Linked DNA regions of Mus musculus: region 1 is linked to region 2. Evidence: chromatin loops called from intact Hi-C (ENCODE). Cell type or tissue: heart. All regions are shown on one strand.

Region 1 (4,000 bases), 100 kb before region 2:
GAGCTGGTTCTTTTCCCTGATAAGAGCAGGGAACTGTGTGTGCAAAGGCCACTTGATAACATGAAATCCTGACTGGATGACTGGCCCTGTATCCTTTCCCCTCCTGAATGGATTGTGAAATCTAAATCATCACATCCATACCATATTTTAAGTGTGTGTGTATGGAGAGGCTGAAGGACTGAACTAAAGGAGTCAAAATTCTTCAACAGTCATTCTTGATTTTATATATATATCAGAAGAAATGTAGCAATGGGATAATAGACAGGAGAAAGGAAACAACAGGGGTTCATCTATTTATCTTATACCTTTTAGTTCATTCTATGGAATTCACAGAAAACATAAGTTATAATAGTAAAATAAATAAAGAAATAACCTATTTTATAAAGGCAGACATTGAAAGCATTCTACCGAGTCACTTTATTTTTGTCTGGAAATTTTTACTCCAAATGACCCCTCATACAAGGGATATAGCTGTTCAGCGTTTCCCAACAGAACAACGTTATCCATTAATGTTCTTTGTGTTCAAAGATACTTCTGGCAGTGATGTTCCTATTCCTGTGCAAGAGTCTGGCAGAGAGCCCTACAATGTGACCTAATTTCTAAACAGCTTGTCCTTCTGGTGAGCTAGGATTCTTAAAACTTGCTGCACATTCATGACTTGAGCCTATAGAATCCTATAGGTGGTGAGGAAAGAGTTAGGAAGGCAAGAGAGACTCCCACCTGGATTACTTTGTGTTACTAGAATTTTTTTTCTATCTGGGGATAACAGCCTCTGCCTGTTATTAGAAAGGATGGTGCAGAAACCAACACATTAACCGTGCTTTCTAGGAGAAGGGCTCTTGAGAGCCTGGAAGTGAGAATCATTAGGTGATTTCCTGTTGACTCTAAGGCACATCTTGTATATTTATAGTCAAGCTGCTCTGGAAGGGATGGGCAAAGGTTATGTATGGGCCTGTCTAATCATTCCTTCCACTCTGAGTGGTTCTCGAAAGTCAAATTATAACATTGCTTAAAAGGGAAGGGCACTTCACAGAGAGGACACTTACTAACCTCTTGAGGGATCCTTGTGCATTGATCAAATGACAGATGCATTCAGCTTTCATAATGTAGGAGTGTAAAGAAGAATGTGGGGTCGCTATGGAGCCATGGAGAATCATAGAGCAAGTGGTTGTCTCCTTGGCACAAGAAGGGGAAGTTCCAGAAAAAAATGATCTCAACCATCATGAGAAGAAAGGAAACAGAAATAAAAAGTGGCAATCTTCAATTCTTAAAAGCAGTTCTGGCTCTTATTTAGATACAACACACTGCATAGGTTGGCAGGGCCTTTGAGCCTTGCGGTGCTGGTAAGCTGTCCTCATGTTCTGTCTTGTAGCTTACTGTGTGTGAAATGTGCACTTCACCTAATGAAAATCATGTTATAGGAATGACAGCTAAAGGGAATACAGCTAATAGACAGCAGAGCAGAGTTACGCAGGGCACTCGGACACAGTGCACATTGCCTTTTTGTTGCTCTGACTTTTATGGATCCAAAAAGGATATCTTATTTCTTTCACTATCTTCTGGAAGGAAGAGATCCCCGAAGAGATCTGTTGCCTGTTTTGTTTTTCAAATCTTGATATACAGCACTTGCTCCTGATAAAGAAAGAGGCTGTAAATGGCGTCATAATTTAATGTCAAGGGGTTTTAGACATGAAACATTCAGTGTGCTCTTCTTCCCTTACTCAGTGTTCCTAGTCACACACTGACATCGTCCTCTGGCCTGTCCACTCTGTCCAGATCAAGCTGCTAAAAACAGCAACCACACAGAGGTGGCCAGCAGCAACTAGGATTTCCATTCCTGTCTCTCAGGCTGCAGATCCTGGGAATCGAGAGAAGTGTTAGACTATAGACTTCCTCTCATTTCTTCCCACAAACTTTCCCACACCCACTTAACAGACTTCCTCTGGAACTAGAGTTCTATATTAAAAACTATCCTGCCTGGATGAGCCCATGACACTGCTCTCATCTTTGAAAGCAATATGGGAAGAGCTATCAATATAGTGGGTTTGCCTATCAGCAACCTACCTATATGTGCTCTCCTTAGGGTTTTCTCCAGCTGCTCCTCCTCCTTCTCCTTCTCCTTCTCCTCCTCCTTCTCTTTCTCCCCCTCCCCCTCCTCTTCCTCCTCCTCCCCCTCCTCCATCTTCTCCTTCTTTTCCTCCTTCTCCCTTTTCCTCCTCCTCCTTCTCCTCCTCCTCCCTTTTCCTTCTCCTTTTCCTTTTCCTTCTCCTTCTCCTCCTCCTCCCTTTTCCTTTTCCTTCTCCTTTTCCTTTTCCTTCTCCTCCTTCACCTCCTCCCTTTTCCTCCTCCTTCTCCTCCTCCTCCCTTTTCCTTCTCCTCCTCCTCCCTTCTCCTTCTCCTCCCTTCTTGTCCTCCCTCCTCCTCCTCCTCTTTCTTCTTGTCTCATTATATAGCCCAGGTTGGCCTCACTGTGTAGCCAGACACACTGTGTAACCCAGGCTGGCCTTGAACTCATAATTCTCCTGCCTCAGCCTTTGAGGCCAAAATGGAGGTGACTGACACCACAAGCAACAGATTTGAAATTTTATATAATTTGGGATAAAGTAGATTTTTCTGACATTTTAGAGGCAAAATGAATGGGTATCTATAAAACAACGCCAGTATGTATCAACAACTGGGATCCACTGTTTAAGGGTTCCTGTGGTCAGTGTAATATTTTCTTCATGATATCTCTATTTTTTTAGTTAGGATCAAGGCATGCTTGTACAGGTCCACATGTATAGATGTGTACAAAGATATACATGTAGACATGAACAAATGCACACATAGGTAATTGGAAATACTTTTGTACTTAACTATGACTTTTGTTCTCATTAAATTATGATTTACAAACATACAGTTGTGTAATTGGGGAAATTTTAAACAGTGGCATCATTATAGGACATTTAGGAATCATCTGGGTTGGGTGGGTTGTCAGCTTCAGTGAATTAGTCATCATGACTTGAAAGGATTTTAGTTATACAAGAAAGAGAGTGGCCATTGATTAGTCATGCCTGAACAGCTAAGGAGCATGGTGAACTCGAAGACTGGGCTCCATTCTTTTCCAGTGGAACAATGTCTTCTGTGCTATGCTTGACAGCTGGATTCTACATTGTAGAATATATAGGCTATAACTTGAGAACAAGCAAGGGGAAAGCTATGTAACATCTAGAATGGTTCAAACCCCTTAACCATAATATCTAAGAAATACTTGGAAGAAATATTGCTTTTATCTAGGAGATGGTACATAATGACTATCTTCTGATGTTGAAGAGATTTGATGTGGAGTATGACATAAACTTGATCTACCGAGCTCCAAACAATAGGATTAGAACAAGTGATTTGTAGCTATTAAGAGATAACTTCAACACGTAGAAGAGGTGTTCAGCAATGCAATGAGCATTCTTGAAACACAGTAAACTCACAATCACTCTAATTCCACACTGGAAAAGAATCAAGCCCAGTCTGAGAGTTTACCATGCGCCCTAGCTGTTCAGCCATGACCAATCAATGGCCACTAACTAGAAAGGGGCAGGAAATAGGCTCTGACCAACTAGAGTTAATTGAGATCGTTTGTTTGGGGCTTATACATATCATTTATCTTACTAAGAATCCAGTTTGTACCTGAAATATGTTATTTGGCTATTGCATATTAATCTTTCAGTAAATTAAAAATTTAGTTCTTCTCTTTCCTGATTTATATATGAATTAAAAAAAATATTTTCTGTGTTTGGGTGTTTTGCCTGCATGTTTATCTGTATGCTGTATAAATGCCTGGTACTTGTGGGAAGATAGAGGCAGGCATTTGATGGGCTGGAACTGCGGTTATATACAGTTGTGAGCTGTTATGTGGGTGCTAAGAATTGAGCCCAGGTTCTTTGAAGAGCAAGAAGTGCTCTTAACCACTGAGCCATCCATCACTCCCGCCTCACCTCTTCCTCATCCACCTCTGTAAATCCTT
Region 2 (4,000 bases):
TCGAAAATCTCAGACTTAATTTTGCAAATTTCTTTTACAGAGGGAGTTACTAAGCTAAAGTCATTTGCATTATGGTCTTAATTACCACTGCATTTGTATATGAGATCATCAATAAAGATTCTTGGCCATGTGTACTCAGAATAAGTGACTGATCCTAATGAGGCCTTTGTTCCTCTGGAGCCTCTCCAAGCCATTTCCTCTGTAGTGGAGAAGCTCGACATTTGCCAAGCTGGTGGAGGCGTCTTAAATTAGAAAAAGCCTGTGAAGAATCAGGAGATTTTCAAAGTGGGTGTATCAGGAGAGGGGATGCCAAGCTGTATCTGTGTGTGGTACTTCCTGTGAGGGCTGGGGTGCACTGCTGACTTGTGGCTGCATTAGCCTTGCTGGATAGCCACAGACAATTCCCTTCTGTGTCCTTCCAGCGACACAGGAAATAGCCTCTGGGGCCCTTCCTCCTGCAAATCACACATGCTGACTAGAGCGTCCTGCTTCTGCCTGTCCCGCTTCCGCTAAGGGACGTGCATGCAGTCCCGGCCACCACACTTTTATTGGAAAAGCTGTCTTCCAGTTTAACTCTAAAAAATAAGCAACACTGATTATTTTTCAGGGGTGGGAAACACTGGTGTGTGTGTGTGTGTGTGTGTGTGTGTGTGTGTGTGTGGTCTTCGGGGATGTGTGTGGAGGTTGGGTTTGTGGGGTGTGTGTGTGTGTGTGTGTGTGTGGTCTGTGAGGGGGTGTGTGGAGGTTGTATTGTGTTTTGGAATCCATTTTGAAGAAGATAAACTTCTTTGTGCGGGGGGCGGGGGGTACGAAAGGGCACAGTGGGTGCCCCCTGAGCTCTACAATGTTCACACCCTCACACCGATCCTTCCCCCACACCCGCATGCACCTCACACCCTGCAGAGCTCCACAGCACATGTGTTCACCTGCAGCAGTTCTTATCTGAGGAGAATATGTCCCAAGACACACCACACACACACACACATATACACACACACACACCAGTATTTCCCACCCCTGAAAAATGCACGTGCGTGTGTAGTCATGTGGGGCAGTCAGATACCTTCTCCCTTCCCCAGCACTGGTTTTTCTCATGTGTGGAACGGAGGGTACTAATAGCCACTCTGCAGCCATTTCTCTGAATGATAAATAAGTTAATGACAGGAAACAGCACACAGAGGCTGTAACATTAAAGTTAGAGGGTAGTCAGGTGCTGAGCCAGAACTTGGCATCATTGAAGCTGACGGTCAAGATTTGAGGGGGTCGGTGACAAGCAGATTGAGGAATCTGTAAACAGCCCGTGTACTGGTTCTGAGAGCTCTAAAAAACTGGGTTGAAAATGAGAAACACGGGAGCCATCAAATTGCACCAAGTTGTTTGTTTGTTTGTTTTTTCTAGTGTGAGCCAATCTATTGAGACTTGGACTCTAAATATTACGTTTGAGTCACTCCTGCTTCCTTCCCCTCCACCAACAACCTTGTCTGAGACATATCAGGACTGTGGCTTTTCAGCATCTCCCACCAAACTCTTGTCTCTCATCGTAGGCAGAACAGCCCCTTGCAGGAAAAGACACTAGGTGGCGCCAGACCCTTGCGTTTTCCAGCCGTCAAACACTTCCTTTTCCTGTGAGGTTCTGTTTTCTGAGAGAAGTACTAATCTTGCTAGAGACTTGGGGGCTACTTCAATCCATTCCACAAACATAAATCAACTTCCTATCTGTTGTAGGTAGGCTTCTTATTGCTGTGATAAAACACCATGGTCAAAGCAACTGGGGGAGGAGAGGGTTTATTTGGCCCACCCTTCCATATTTCTGTTCATATTTCAGAGGAAGTCAGAACTCAAAACAGGTCAGGAACCTGGAGGCAGGAGCTGGTGCAGAGGCCACGAAGGGGTGCCCCTTACTGACTTGGATCTTCATGGCTTGCTCAGCCCTTCCTTATAGAGCGTAGGACCACCAGCTCAGGGGTGTCCCACCCACAGTGGGCTGGGCCCTCCCCCACCAATCACTAATTAAGATCATGCCCTACAAGCTTGTTTTAACCTGATCTTATGGAGGCATTTCTCAATTGAGGTTCTCTTCTCTTGGATGACGCTAATCTGTTTCAAGATGATAGAGAACTACCCAGCAAACTGTCTCAGCTCAAGGCACCCTCCTCCCTTGTGCCTCTGCTGCTCCCCACCCCACCCTTTTCAGATGCGGTCATGGAAGGAGGTTACTAGACCTGATGCTGAGACCCTAAGTTCGCTACCAGCTATAAATATATTCCTTTTCAACTTCTGCCATCCCCTGAAGAGCAGGAAGAAAAACACTTTCTTCCTTAGGAGGTGCAGGAGAAAGAAAAGAAAAAGGCGAATCCCTCTATGAGCACAGCTGAGTCTTCTGTCCCCACCGGGTCAGAGCTGCCAGCACAATCTGACCTCAGGCCTTCTTATGCTAGGCCTTGCCCTTCCAGGGGAGCACAGGACCTCATTGTCCCCAGTTCAATTCTGAGCACCTCTTCCAACCTTGAGAGCTCAGTGCTGGGGCTGATGGATTCCAAAGCAGTTTCCTGCTTACATCTGGAGCATTCTCCACACCTGCAGGCACTGTCAGTGAGCAGATAAAGTGATTGACACCCTCAGGCCTCCTTGTCACTGCTGGGGCTTATGTCTGTTTAAAATGAAGCTGTTCATGATGCCCACCAGATCAGGCGGTTAACGGCAGTTTGGGCCAATAGTGTTTCCATTGGCAGTGTCTGTCTGGGTATAGGAAGTCTAATTGTTCATAAGAAAGTCCCAGCCTTCTCTTCCTCACCGCTTACTCTATGGGATTTCCTGTGGTGAGAGACTTTGGACTTTGCAGAGTTGGGGGACAAGTGTGAGGGGAGGCTCCTAGCCTCTCCCACCATGAGGACACAATGAGGAGCCAGCTGTCTCAGACACAGTAGGCCCTCAGAGGACTCTTTTGGGAGCTGAATGTATCTTTCCCCAGACAGCCTGCCCTGTTAACACTGGTGGTTAAATTACAGGTCCTTGCAACCACCAGATATTGGAAAGGGTTTTACTTTAATATTCCCTTGCCTTCTTAAAGACCAGATCACTAGGAAGAAAGCCATTTTCTTTGGCTAATGCAGTAGTTCTCAATCTTCCTAATGCTGTCTGTGACCTTTTAATGCAGTTGCTCATATTGTGGTGAGACTCCCCACCCCCTGTAACCATAAAGTTATTTTTGTTGTTACTTTATAACTGTAATTTTGCTACTGTTATGACTCATAATGTAAATATCTGTGTTTTCTGATGGTCGCAGGTGACCCTGTGAAAGGATCAGTCAACACCCCCTATGGGTGTCGTGGGTTGAGAAGCACTGGGTTAAGGTTTCATGAACTGGAGGCACATCTACAGGAAGATTACAGAAAGTGGCCACCATGAGGATGTCGGCGGTCTGTGCTGCAGCCTGAAGATGCATTGATGTTTACAGGCCTGCTACAGCTGCAGGCCGTGTTAACAACTCTGCGCCCCACTGCCTCTCGGGGCTTGTCAGGGCTTGTCTGGGCCAGGGGTCCTACTGCAGAGGGGAGCTATGTTTGTGGTCTGTGCTGTCGCCAGAAACCACGTGGACCCTGTGATCCATCAGTCTGTGTTGGGTTGGTCATCCATACCATGCCATGTGTGCCCAGTCCCATCCCCCACTGGCTGTGAAGAGCAAGGAGGCTTCTTTTGCTGTGATATGGATGACTGAAGACACACAGTTGAAATAAGGGACATGGAAGGCTTCTGTGACAACCTCTACCCACCCCAACTACCCCGCAAAAGTAACAGCCTCGTCAGGAAGCCAGTGAAGAGAACTCTTACAACAGTGTGATAGGGTGCTGAGGTGTAGCTCTCCATAACTGACGCTTCTGGCAGGGTTGTGGAAGGCAAAGGACTCAGTTCTCTCTCAGGGACAGGCCACTGGGAGTTTGACAACACAAATGGGACTTTCAAAAATTATTATTTTTATCTTAACATGTTTTGGGGAGAG

The links. A loop is a pair of places that touch in the nucleus more often than their neighbours do. Peaks named below come from ENCODE experiments on the same cell type or tissue, not always from the same donor. Only the 100,000 strongest peaks of a DNase experiment are listed, where the experiment ranks them.
Region 1: it touches region 2 in a loop (2.4-fold over the local background); 6 of 42 quality-filtered maps call a loop at or near these places.

What each region holds. Positions count from the first base shown.
Region 1 is chr11:21,012,301-21,016,300 of GRCm38, reverse strand. No RefSeq gene overlaps it. Among named protein-coding and RNA genes, the nearest start is that of Peli1, 77 kb to the left of the region's middle. In heart, no CTCF peak of the experiment used is centred here; a DNase peak (open chromatin) is centred at 1,810.
Region 2 is chr11:20,911,720-20,915,719 of GRCm38, reverse strand. It overlaps Gm46273 (a long non-coding RNA gene), which reads left to right. Exons shown (of 2, transcript XR_001780166.2): 2 at 3,287-4,000. Among named protein-coding and RNA genes, the nearest start is that of Gm32293, 3.6 kb to the left of the region's middle. In heart, a CTCF peak has its summit at 1,570 (motif pointing right); DNase peaks (open chromatin) are centred at 409 and 1,579; H3K27ac peaks cover 2,587 bases.